Regions from separate parts of the Homo sapiens genome. Here region 2 is linked to region 1. The links are chromatin contacts, found by Hi-C or POLR2A ChIA-PET in ENCODE. All regions are on one chromosome and are shown on one strand. Each heading gives the region's core, a stretch centred on a gene start or an enhancer-like site at or near the end of the contact. The rest is flanking DNA. Distances are from core to core; before and after follow the strand shown.

The links. A loop is a pair of places that touch in the nucleus more often than their neighbours do. ChIA-PET counts read pairs that join two places held with the same protein, here RNA polymerase II (POLR2A).
Region 2: POLR2A ChIA-PET joins it to region 1 with 11 read pairs in MCF 10A. The contact joins the promoter of KLRC2 here to the promoter of KLRK1 in region 1. A Hi-C loop is called at or near these places in 1 of 168 maps with a recorded cell type or tissue (mammary epithelial cell). POLR2A ChIA-PET finds 5 or more read pairs at or near these places in 3 of 52 experiments (MCF 10A, OCI-LY7 and PC-3).

The regions. Positions count from the first base shown.
Region 1 is chr12:10,386,938-10,392,312 of GRCh38, forward strand. KLRK1 (killer cell lectin like receptor K1) reads right to left here and starts at 3,104. Exons shown (of 8, transcript NM_007360.4): 1 at 3,006-3,104; 2 at 1,834-1,938; 3 at 1-73. The coding sequence starts at 1,873. KLRC4-KLRK1 (KLRC4-KLRK1 readthrough) reads right to left here. Exons shown (of 13, transcript NM_001199805.1): 6 at 4,898-4,954; 7 at 1,834-1,938; 8 at 1-73. The coding sequence starts at 1,873. All of the region lies in intron 3 of KLRK1-AS1 (KLRK1 antisense RNA 1), which reads left to right.
Region 2 is chr12:10,433,263-10,438,637 of GRCh38, forward strand. KLRC2 (killer cell lectin like receptor C2) reads right to left here and starts at 2,748. Exons shown (of 6, transcript NM_002260.4): 1 at 2,538-2,748; 2 at 2,050-2,148; 3 at 1,224-1,268; 4 at 529-680. The coding sequence starts at 2,724.

The DNA of each region.
Region 1 (5,375 bases), core at 1,854-4,353:
CTTTGCTTTTGCCATCGTGTTGAAAAATCACTCTTCTTCAGATCCAAGTTATAATTATGAAATTCACTCATCTCTAGAGAAAAAGAATTCAGGCTTATATGAGTCATGGCCTTTCTGCCATTTGGGGCATAAATTTTAAAAATTCAGCTTGCCATTTCCATCTATGTACTTCCCCTGACTATCCTTTTTAAAGTACAACATGAACTTACTTTTGTTTTATAGTACTACATTATTATGTTTACACTTTACTATATAAATAAAACTATATTTATGCCATGGAAAGTACCCTTAGCAAAATCCTATATACTATTAAAATTAGTTAATTCGTAATGTATAATGAAACCTAACATTACCAGAAAGGGACTTGGTTAGTGAAAAGGCAGATGTAGGGAGAAAGACATGTATTTAAATCACAGATCCACATATACAAACTTGATAACTTCACAAATAACCTAGCTTTTGCATCCCAGTTTTCCTAATTTGCAAAAGACGAAAGAAATAAAAAAGAAAAGGATACTGTCACAATCCAGTATGGGTATTTTAAAAATAAAATAAAAATATAATGAACTTAGCATCAATAACATCAATCATTTAGTAAGCTTTTAGTAAATAGCAGTGTGTCTAATTTTCTTCTTTTCTTTTTTTTTTTTTGAGATGGAGTGCAATGGCGTGATATTGGCTCACTGCAACCGCCGCCTCCTGGGTTCAAGCGGTTCTCCTGCCTCAGCCTCTTGAGTAGCTGGGATTACAGGCTTGTGCCACCATACCTGGCTAATTTTTGTATTTTTAGTACAGACGGGGTTTCACCATATTGGCCAGGCTGGTCTCGAACTCCTGACCACAGGTGATCTACCCACCTCAGCCTCCCAAATTTCTGGGATTATAGGCATGAGCCACTGTGCCCAGCCATCTAATTTTCTTTATAATGAAGGACATACATAGGCTAAAATAGTGGGGTCTAATGATTTAGAACAAAGACAGATAATCTTGCCTCTGAACAAAATACCTAAAGAATCATTTTGCTCTCTTGAAATATTAATTATTTACTGATGATTAATATTTACTTAAAAGCCTTTTTTAAACTTTTATTTTTGGTTCAGGGGTGCATGCGAAGGTTTGTTACATATGTAAATTCATGTCACGGGGGTTTGTTGTACAAAAGCCTTTTATAAATTAAATGATAATATGAATTATATTTTATAGGTAAAATTAGACATTGATTGCGCATGTAATACCTAACTCAGTTATTTTACATATGGAGTAAAGAGAGTAGGTATCACTTTATGGATGAAGAAATTGAATGCTAGAGATGGCCAAAATCATAAAGCTTATTTAATATAATGTTACCAACTGTGAATAAGTTATAAATTTATAAACACCTTTAGGATAAAAAGTGCTTTAACATACATGTCAGTTGATTTGAATATTACACAAATCTAAGATAAATATGGAATGTTTCATGCCTGTATTTGATAGAAAAAGAAACTAAACTAAACTACACAGAGGTTGCAAATTGACCCTTCAAATCTAGAGAGCGGTAAAAGTTTGAGTAAAATTCAAGTCTGACTCCACATCTATTTCACTATTTCAAGCTGTCCCAAGTTGTGAGCGACTTTACCATAATATAGTTAATAAAATAAAGGGAAAAAAGTTTTTAAGTTTTGGAAGACTTGATTTAAAATACAATATGAACATAACATGAAATCAACATAAATAGAACATGAAAAGAATCAGAGTAAATTGCTTGCCTATGCCTTATATGCTTGTATGAAATTCTTGGTATCTTAAAATTGTATAAAAACAAAACTACACACTTATGTGGTAAAAACATACCCCAGCTGTGTCGAGACCTCCGACCACGAATCCACCCCATCAAATACTTATAAGTGCACGTCTACCGCAGAGAGGAATCTAAAGTCTTCAATGCACAAAGGATTCCTGAATAAAATAAAACTGGGCATTTGTTTTTTGTTCTCTTTCCCGTGGTGAGATAAAATATTTTGAATAGAAAAGTAAAATGCAGAAACTTTTCCCCTGTGCATGCCTTTAAGAAAAGAATAGAAATGACAATTCACATAAAGCCAGGCAAAATTAATTTTATACATTTCTCTTGGTTGTAAAATAATCGCCAATTACTTCAAAATGTCATAACAATATAATGAACCTATTAATTCACCTACATTGAGATATTTAATACCAATATTTTACTTTACTGATATTAGATAACAACACACCCAGTTTTCTGTTTATAGTCGTTTATTGCTTCTTGGCCTTTTAGCTAAGATCAAGTGTTTCCAGTTGTTTATTTTATCTGGCAATAATTTAGTTTTCTTTCTGCAAGCTAAACTCAGGTAAGTTATATGCACTTTTGTTGAATGTCCTTTTCTAGTGCATTTTAATCCAACGTGCCCATATCATCATCATCAACAAATTATCATCACCATCATCATTAACAAAACTAATCTCACATGTTTATATAGTAACATCTTAGCAATGCACAGCAGAGCTTCCAGAAAAAACCATTTAATAAATAAGCATAGTGCTTAGATTTCAAAAATAAAAGCTATTTCATATTTGATTATGATAGTTGGAAAGCACAGATATAACTTGTTTCACCTTGCATGTAAAGATGTGTATCAAAGGTAAGTGCCCCCTACAGCATCAGAAAACTCAAAAATTTGACAATTTAAATTGAATCTCAATTCTTCTCATCCTAAATGTAAAGATTCATTTTTCTAGTTTTGCTTAGAGACAAGGCTTCTTCTTATAGTAATATTACAACTTCTGATTCTTCAATAAGTATATCCTAATTACCTATCATCAGATACAGTGATAGAATATACATCAGAAATGATAAGCATTCCGTATCCTCAGGAGTTCTATTCAAGCATCTAAGAAACAATTAGAATTACCTTATAGTGTAAATATTTTTATTTTTTTGAGGTTGAAATATAATTTCTCATATCTTGAATAATAAACACACACACATACACACATACACACACCTGCTCAGAGAGGGAAGATCTTGATTCTTGTGGATAAAAGCCTTCTATAAAACTAGAAAATTTAGATATGTCCTCAGTTCCTGATCTAGAATTGAAAGTGGAGATACTTAGTGAATTTCTATCTTTGAGAAAGATGTGACAAATATTATAATCTCATCTTCCTGTGGAAAAACATAAACCACAGTACTTCCGCCTTATCACTACAAAAATATTGTTAATTTGGTAAAAGAGTTAAGACCACCCATTGTTGGATAAATGTTAGGTTGGTGCAAAAGTAATTGTAGTTTTGCCATTATTTTAAATAACATTTTAGGATTTGAAAATGATGAATTTAAATGATGCCATTTAATCCTAAATATTTTAGAGATTCAATTCAATTCCAGTTAATACCTCAGGTTTTGTTGTAGAACTTACAAAGCAGAATTCTACATGTACATTAAATTACAAAAGTCAAGACTAGGAAAGTCACAATTGAAGATGAAGAAAATGTGGGAGCCTTGTTTTACTAGATAGTAAGACCTATGTTAAAACCGTATTAATAAAGGCAAAGTGGCATGTGGGGCATAGATAGACAAATTGAGAAGGGTAAAAATACAGACAAGAAAAAGTCATGTGCATAGATTAAAAAATATAAGGTAACATTGCAGATAAAGTGGGAAATTAGCTCCTATTCAATAATTTGTCCTGGGTTACTATCACACTGGCCTTTAAGTTACAAAAAATTAGTCCTGGGAATTTTTAAATTTTAATATAAAAAACATGAAATTGCATCTCTGTCATATCTACATCATATGCAGGAGAATTAGAAACTTAAATATATACCCCAGTATACATAAGAATAATATATGAATTGATACCAATGAACAAGATAAGCTAAATATATATTTTATGTTTATTAATTTAAAATACTAACATAAGACATCATATAAAGTAATATAAGATGAACACATTATAACATTTTAACAAAAACCAAAGCTATTAATCTTAAAACTCTGAAATATAAGGAAGGAAAACAGCTTTCATGTGGTGATGTGTTAAAGTTGGACAATAAATTTATTCAACATTTTTTTTCTTTAGCGAATGCTATTTGCTATGCACTTTTCTAGATCTTGAGAATGTCAAAGTAAACAATCCAAAAGAAAGTTTTTGCCCACATGGAAATTAATTACTTTTTTTTTTTTTTTTTTTAAGAGATGGAGTTTCACTCTTGTTGTCCAGGCTGGAGTGCAACGGGGCGATCTCGGCTCACTGCAACCTCCGCCACCTGGGTTCAAGCAATTCTCCTGTCTCAGCCTCCAGAATAACTGGGATTACAGGCATGTGCCACCACACCTGGCTAATTTTTGTATTTCTAGTAGAGACGAGGTTTCACCATGTTAGTCAGGCTGGTCTCGAACTCCTGACCTCAGGTGATCCTCCTGCCTCAGCCTCCCAATGTGCTGAGATTACAGACGTGAGCCACCACACCCAGCTGGAAATTACTTTTTAGTTTAGGTGATATAAAATGAATAAGTATAAAACAAATTCAAAATTAAACAAGATAGGTGAATATAAAACAAGTTGAAGAAAATATGTTATTTTCTGACATACCAAGATTCTTTTCAGCTAATCAACATTTTCTATTAGCTATTTTATATAGTAAAAATAGATCTATATAGAGGAAATATAGGCTGATATTTTCTAACAACTACATTTTAACAAATATTTGGTTTTTGAAAGGAAATGAATAAATGAGTAAATGCAGGCTTTTTATGGGAAAAACCTGAATCACAATTTCCTGAAGAGTTATTTTTATATATGTAGTTTTCGATTGAATAGAGATTGTCTCTTAAATACAGAATTGAGAAAAGGGGGATAGGAATAGGATAAAAAAGAACATTTGAATATCCTACCTATTTCGTTTAGTTCAAATGGCAACTTACAGCCAACTGGGAAGTCCCCACACATACCTAAAAGAAGATTTCTGAAATAAATACCATGATAAAGCTAAGCACCAGGGAGAGTTTTATTGTCATATATAAAGGTCCCTAAACCAACTGACAGAGTGTGGAAAGGATTCTTAAAGAAGAAAATTCTAAAATGGGTCCTGTATGTCGGGTTAAAACAATTAGTTAGATAAAGAAATAGTATGTTAAAACTCCAATTTCTTTCTCAATGTTGAACATACACTCACTTTGCTGTAGTCATGATAGTAAACTTATTGGGGATTTGCTGGGCATTTGTACTGGTTTATTCTATGTGAATTGCAAAAGGACATAGCATAGTTTTCAGATAAAATACTTTCTAATAAGTGAAATAAAACCAACGCAATTAACTTCTGCAGAAAGAATAATTTGACTATAAAAGTACCTGAACAAACTTCATATAGAC
Region 2 (5,375 bases), core at 1,498-3,997, 46 kb after region 1:
GGAATTGCACAAATATCAGATAGGATTGAAAAAGACATGAAATTCACACTGCTTGATTCCCTTTATATAAATAAATTCAAGAACAGGCAATCATTATTTATAATATTAAAAGTCAAGACTGCGTTTTGGAGAGGAGTCAGGATAAGTGATGAGGGCATACACAGGGGTGGAACTGCTAGAGCTGGAAACTTTTATTTCATGATCTGACTTGTATCACATGCATTCATTCACTTTGTGATCAATCTGCATGACCAGATGATATCATGCCCGATAAAATTAGATAGCAAAATTTATTGTGGATTCAAAGCACTTATAGAAGCATGGTTTTCCTTGAAAAACAAAAACTGAAAATAAATGTACATTAGCAGTATATAACTTTAAAAACATTATTAAGTCAATCAATTGAATATTACATACACTTGAAAATATATGAGATAAATATATGTACACACATATGGATGTTTTCTACAAATGTATTATTCACTGAAGGAAGCTTTTCATAAAATGTTTGAAACATTTACATCTTACCATTTCTTCTTCATTATCTATAGAAAGCAGACTGGAGTTCTTCGAAGTACAGGCCAGCAAACTCTCTTCCCAAGTTCTTCTTTCCTTACCAATGTAATAACAACTGTTGGAATATGTAATCCACTCCTCAGGACAATGGCCACAATGACGTGCTAATAAAGATATGAATTACTATCTAGACCAATATGAATTTTTAAAAATGAAAATTAGTTCACATATTTCAACAGTATAAACATATATGTGCTTAACATATTTACGCATCCTTACAGGCTTATAAATGTATATTTTTAATAACTGAGTCAGTCATACACACATGCACAGACAAGGGTTAGCCTCTCCTCCCTAATTGTGTTCCCATATAAAGCAAATGAACAAACAAAAATACACTCTACACATGTGTTGAACATCGCTGATACACAACTGCTTTTTTAGAATAGTAAAATTATTTATTTGGTATCATCTCACAGCAGTAGGAAACCTCTGTTAATTGGGAGAAAGAGGGTAGAATGATTTTAAGTGAGTATTTCTACTCACTGGAGAAAAGGAAATGCTGCCTCATAATCTTTCTTTATAAATATTTATGGCTGAATTTATGGCTTATTTTCTGCAAAAATGCCACTATTCTTTTACATGCCTTAAAACAGACACAAAATATAAATTGTACTAATATCAGAACATTGAAAATAAAAATGTACCTTTCTGCGTTCTTGTATTCGGGGAAAAATTGTTCTGCTCCAGGACTGTAATAGAAAAATTAAAATGATTTTTATAAAAACTGATATCTAGATAAACCATAACGAGTTTAGTTTCTTACTTTGAAACTTTGTGTGTTATTTAAAATGGGGAGAATCTTTAATAAAATTAACTTTTTCTATAAAAATATATAAAGTAATAGACCTTTGAAATAAACATTTTTAAAGACTTTAGCACAAACTTCACCATCTCTTGTAGTATTTGATGTAACCACTTTCAAAAATTAATTTGTTTTTCTAAATACTTTTCTTCTATAGCATGCCTTTGAATTATGAAATCAGAAAATATCTTTGTGTGTGTATGTATATACATATATATAGATTACACACAAAAAATAAACACATGTTCTCTACAATGATTTTGTTATTTATGTTGTGAAAAATTCAGAATAACCATATTACTTTTGGTTCCAAATTGTACTAATATCAGAACTTTGAAAATAAAAATGTACTTTTCTGGGTTCTTGTATTTGGGGAAGAATTGTTCTGCTCCAGGACTGTAACAGAAAAATTAAAATGATTTTTATAAAAAGTAATATTTAGATAAACCATAATGAGTTTAGTTTCTTACTTTGAAACTTTGTGTGTTATTTAAAATGGGGACAATCTTTAATAAAATTAACTTTTTCTATAAAAATAAATGAAGTAATAGATCTTTGAAAGAAACAGTAAAATAAGAGTTCTATTCTTCAACAGTATGAAATATTTTGAGGCACTTCCAAGCATTAAAGTAAAACGTTCCCTTCTAATCTTTCAAGAATATGCTTACAAGGAATAAGAACTATTGTTTTTAACACAGTGGCCATCAGGACAATGCAAATGATTCCTAGGACCTCGGCAGTGAGCTTCTCTGGAGGTGGCAGTAAACCTGCAGGGAGAGAAATAGAGGCACTGAGAGAGGGGAGATAGAGAGTTGATTAGGATTACATACTAGAGAATTACATACTAGAGAACCCACATGCACAGGGAAACATAATGATAAACTCTGGCCTCTAAATCTACATCTACTCTAGTAATCTTTCTCTCAGAATATACCATTTCATTTTCAGTAAATATAATGTTCCATGAGTGGACCGCAGATTACAGTTGAACAATGCCCGAATAAAATTAGTCTTCTGATTTCATATTAGAATTTTAGATCCCAATTATGAACTCCGATTCTCACAAGTGCAAAATATTCCCTAATCTTTCCTCACCCTTCTGCATTCAACTGCACATCCTAGAACAATAATATTGAAGATATATTTAATGTTTTACCTTGGCAGTCATATATTTTATCAATCCCTTGATGATTCAGGGAAGGATTTTGAAGATTTAATTCTACTTGGAATATTTCCTGTTCGGTTCCTGAAATGGAGCTTTTATTGCCTTTAGGTTTCCTTTGCTGCCGCTTTGGGTCCTGGGCCAGACTCACTTCTGAGAAGGTTCCTCTTTGTTTATTCATCTCTGCAGCTGTGTGATGTGAGGGACTGTGCTCTATGATAACTGCACTTAAGAAGCTATAAATGGTGTATATTTTGACAGGATCCCTGGTATAGGCAATGTGCATGTGTTGGGGCTGAGTAATAATGTTTACTTTGCTGTTAACCAATGTAAAATTCTGCTACTAATTTCCTAAAGCTTTAAACAAAAATCACACGATATAATTGGCAATTTTTTAGATGTATTCTGTATTTGACATAATATTACTAGTGGGAACAATAAAAACATTAAACTTATGAGAACTAGGAAGTTCATGAAAAATTGGTATTAAATTAAGGTTAGATTCTTCAAAAATGTTTAACACCAATAGACTGCATATGTCAACAATCAAAATACTGTATTTAGAAATACACAAATTTTATCATAGTTTTAAGAGTCATTGATGGTTAAGGATTGTGTGCCATAAGATAAAATAGTTCTGTCAGCATATAGAGTATCTTCTTATACTAAAATACATTGTTAGTGACTTACATTCATTTATTAAAAGGACCTGAGGTATTGTCAAATGATTTTTTTTCTAAATTAGGAAATCAGAAAAATCATTAAAATTTTAAAAATATATCTTGTAAAACATTACATTACTGTATGCATAAATATTATTGAAAACGTATTTTTAAATTGCTGCTTTTACACAAGAAATTGGTAATTGATTTAATGACTAAAATAGGAAAACTTAAAATGATAAATAAACGTGTGGGCCGTCTATGGAAGAATAGTGTCCAATCAAACTTTCAGAAAGCTCCTATGATTGTATAAGTCAGTGAGGGTTGCTTTGGTTGTATAAGTAATTGTAATAGTTCAGATAATGTAATTTAATAATCTAGTCAATGAGCTCTGTAGTCAGTGAGACTACAATTAATTCTAGCTTTGCAAGTTGTAATATGTGACCTGTACTAAATTACTTAGTGTCTACTAACCTAGTTTACTAATCTACATTGGGAAAAATAATTTATAAAGTATAATGTATGTAAAAAACTAAACACACAACCTGGCACATGTTACCACTGAATACATAATAGATATTTCAACTATTTTTAACACAATTGCCATTTTATTATTTCTGATTTGCATTAGAGTGTGTTAAAATAACTCATTAATTAGGCGTCTCATGTCAGTGTGGTACATCTTTTTTGCAATGTTTGGTTCAATTGTTTTAAGTCTTCCAATTGTTTATAATTAAGGTCAGATTTGCATTTTATGGAAATGATTTCATCCTTACTTTTATTAAAAATTAAAACTGCTTTCATGAAATCTAGGTGTGTGATTGAGAATTAATGTTTGACATTCACAATTTGATGTATCCATATTAAAAATTTATTTTTAAAGTTTGGTCTAAATATAATATACAAAATGTAATGGTTACAAAATCCAAAATTAATTGTTCATTGTCATGATGGTTATGGGTTTCACTCTAAATTACATGGATTGGCAAACCTATTATTATGTATGCATCTACTTGAGTGATTCTCCAGCGGCAATGATGTGAATACTCTAAGAAATCCTTAAACATAGTTTATATTTTGGCTCGTTTTTCACCTTGAATTATTCACGTGAATAAAGTTCTACCTTGATTTTCGTCTATATCAACTTTACCTCAGGTGCATCACAGCCAGTACTTACAATCTTCTACTAAATGAGATGAGCTAGTAGAGAAACAGGGAGAGGAGCAACACTTACCTACTGTCATCAGAAAGCCACACGCCCTTCAGTGGAGAGGTCAGGTTACCTCTGAAAGACACAAACGTTATCTGTGATCTTCACAGGCTGCCCTTTGAAGGGTCAGAGTGAGGCAAGAGTGGAAAAAGTAGATTCCTCACCAATGTGTCACTGCAGATTTGAACAGGAAATTCTCACCCTAGGGCTATTTTGAATCAGTTTGTCTCATCACACACTTTAGAATATAGGAGACTTTGGGTGGCTAGTGTGTCATTTAGTTTGTCCATTTTAAAGTGCCTCTTAGAAATTATTTTTATGGTCGACAAGATGAGGGGAGAGCAGAGATTTGATCCATGCTGGTGATTGTTTCCATCTCAGTCACAAACACCAAAGTTTTGTAACTTTTCAAAAGGATCTTAGGTGGTTGCTTTCTACATTTAGACAAGGTGGCTGAAACTTGACATTATATACTTCTTTATCATATACCCCTATAATATCACTGCTATCATAATAACAAAATTTAAATAATGATTTTATCAATAGGAATTTAATGTACTTGTCACTATTTTGAGAAAATGCTGCATTTTCAACTTAATTGTAACTGACATGCATTCTCAAACTTATCTTCTTGCTTTCTTTGCCTTAGTTCTTAAAATTCCCTCATTCAATTTTTCTTCTTTATATAAGTTAACCAGATTCCTCTGATTAAAATAAATGTCTCTTGAAAGAATAAAATATTAAACAATACTGAGCTATATCTCTATGCCAGAGACTGAAATAATAAAAAAAACTACCTACTATATTGTTCACCGGTTCCTTCTCTAATCATGACTTATTGTCTACATTTTAATAGAAATATTTGTTGTAAATGATTAAAGCCTAAGTTAAACTATGAAGGGAGGTTAAAGCAATTTTTAAAACATCACCTACTTAAAAATGGGGAGGCCAGAAAATGGA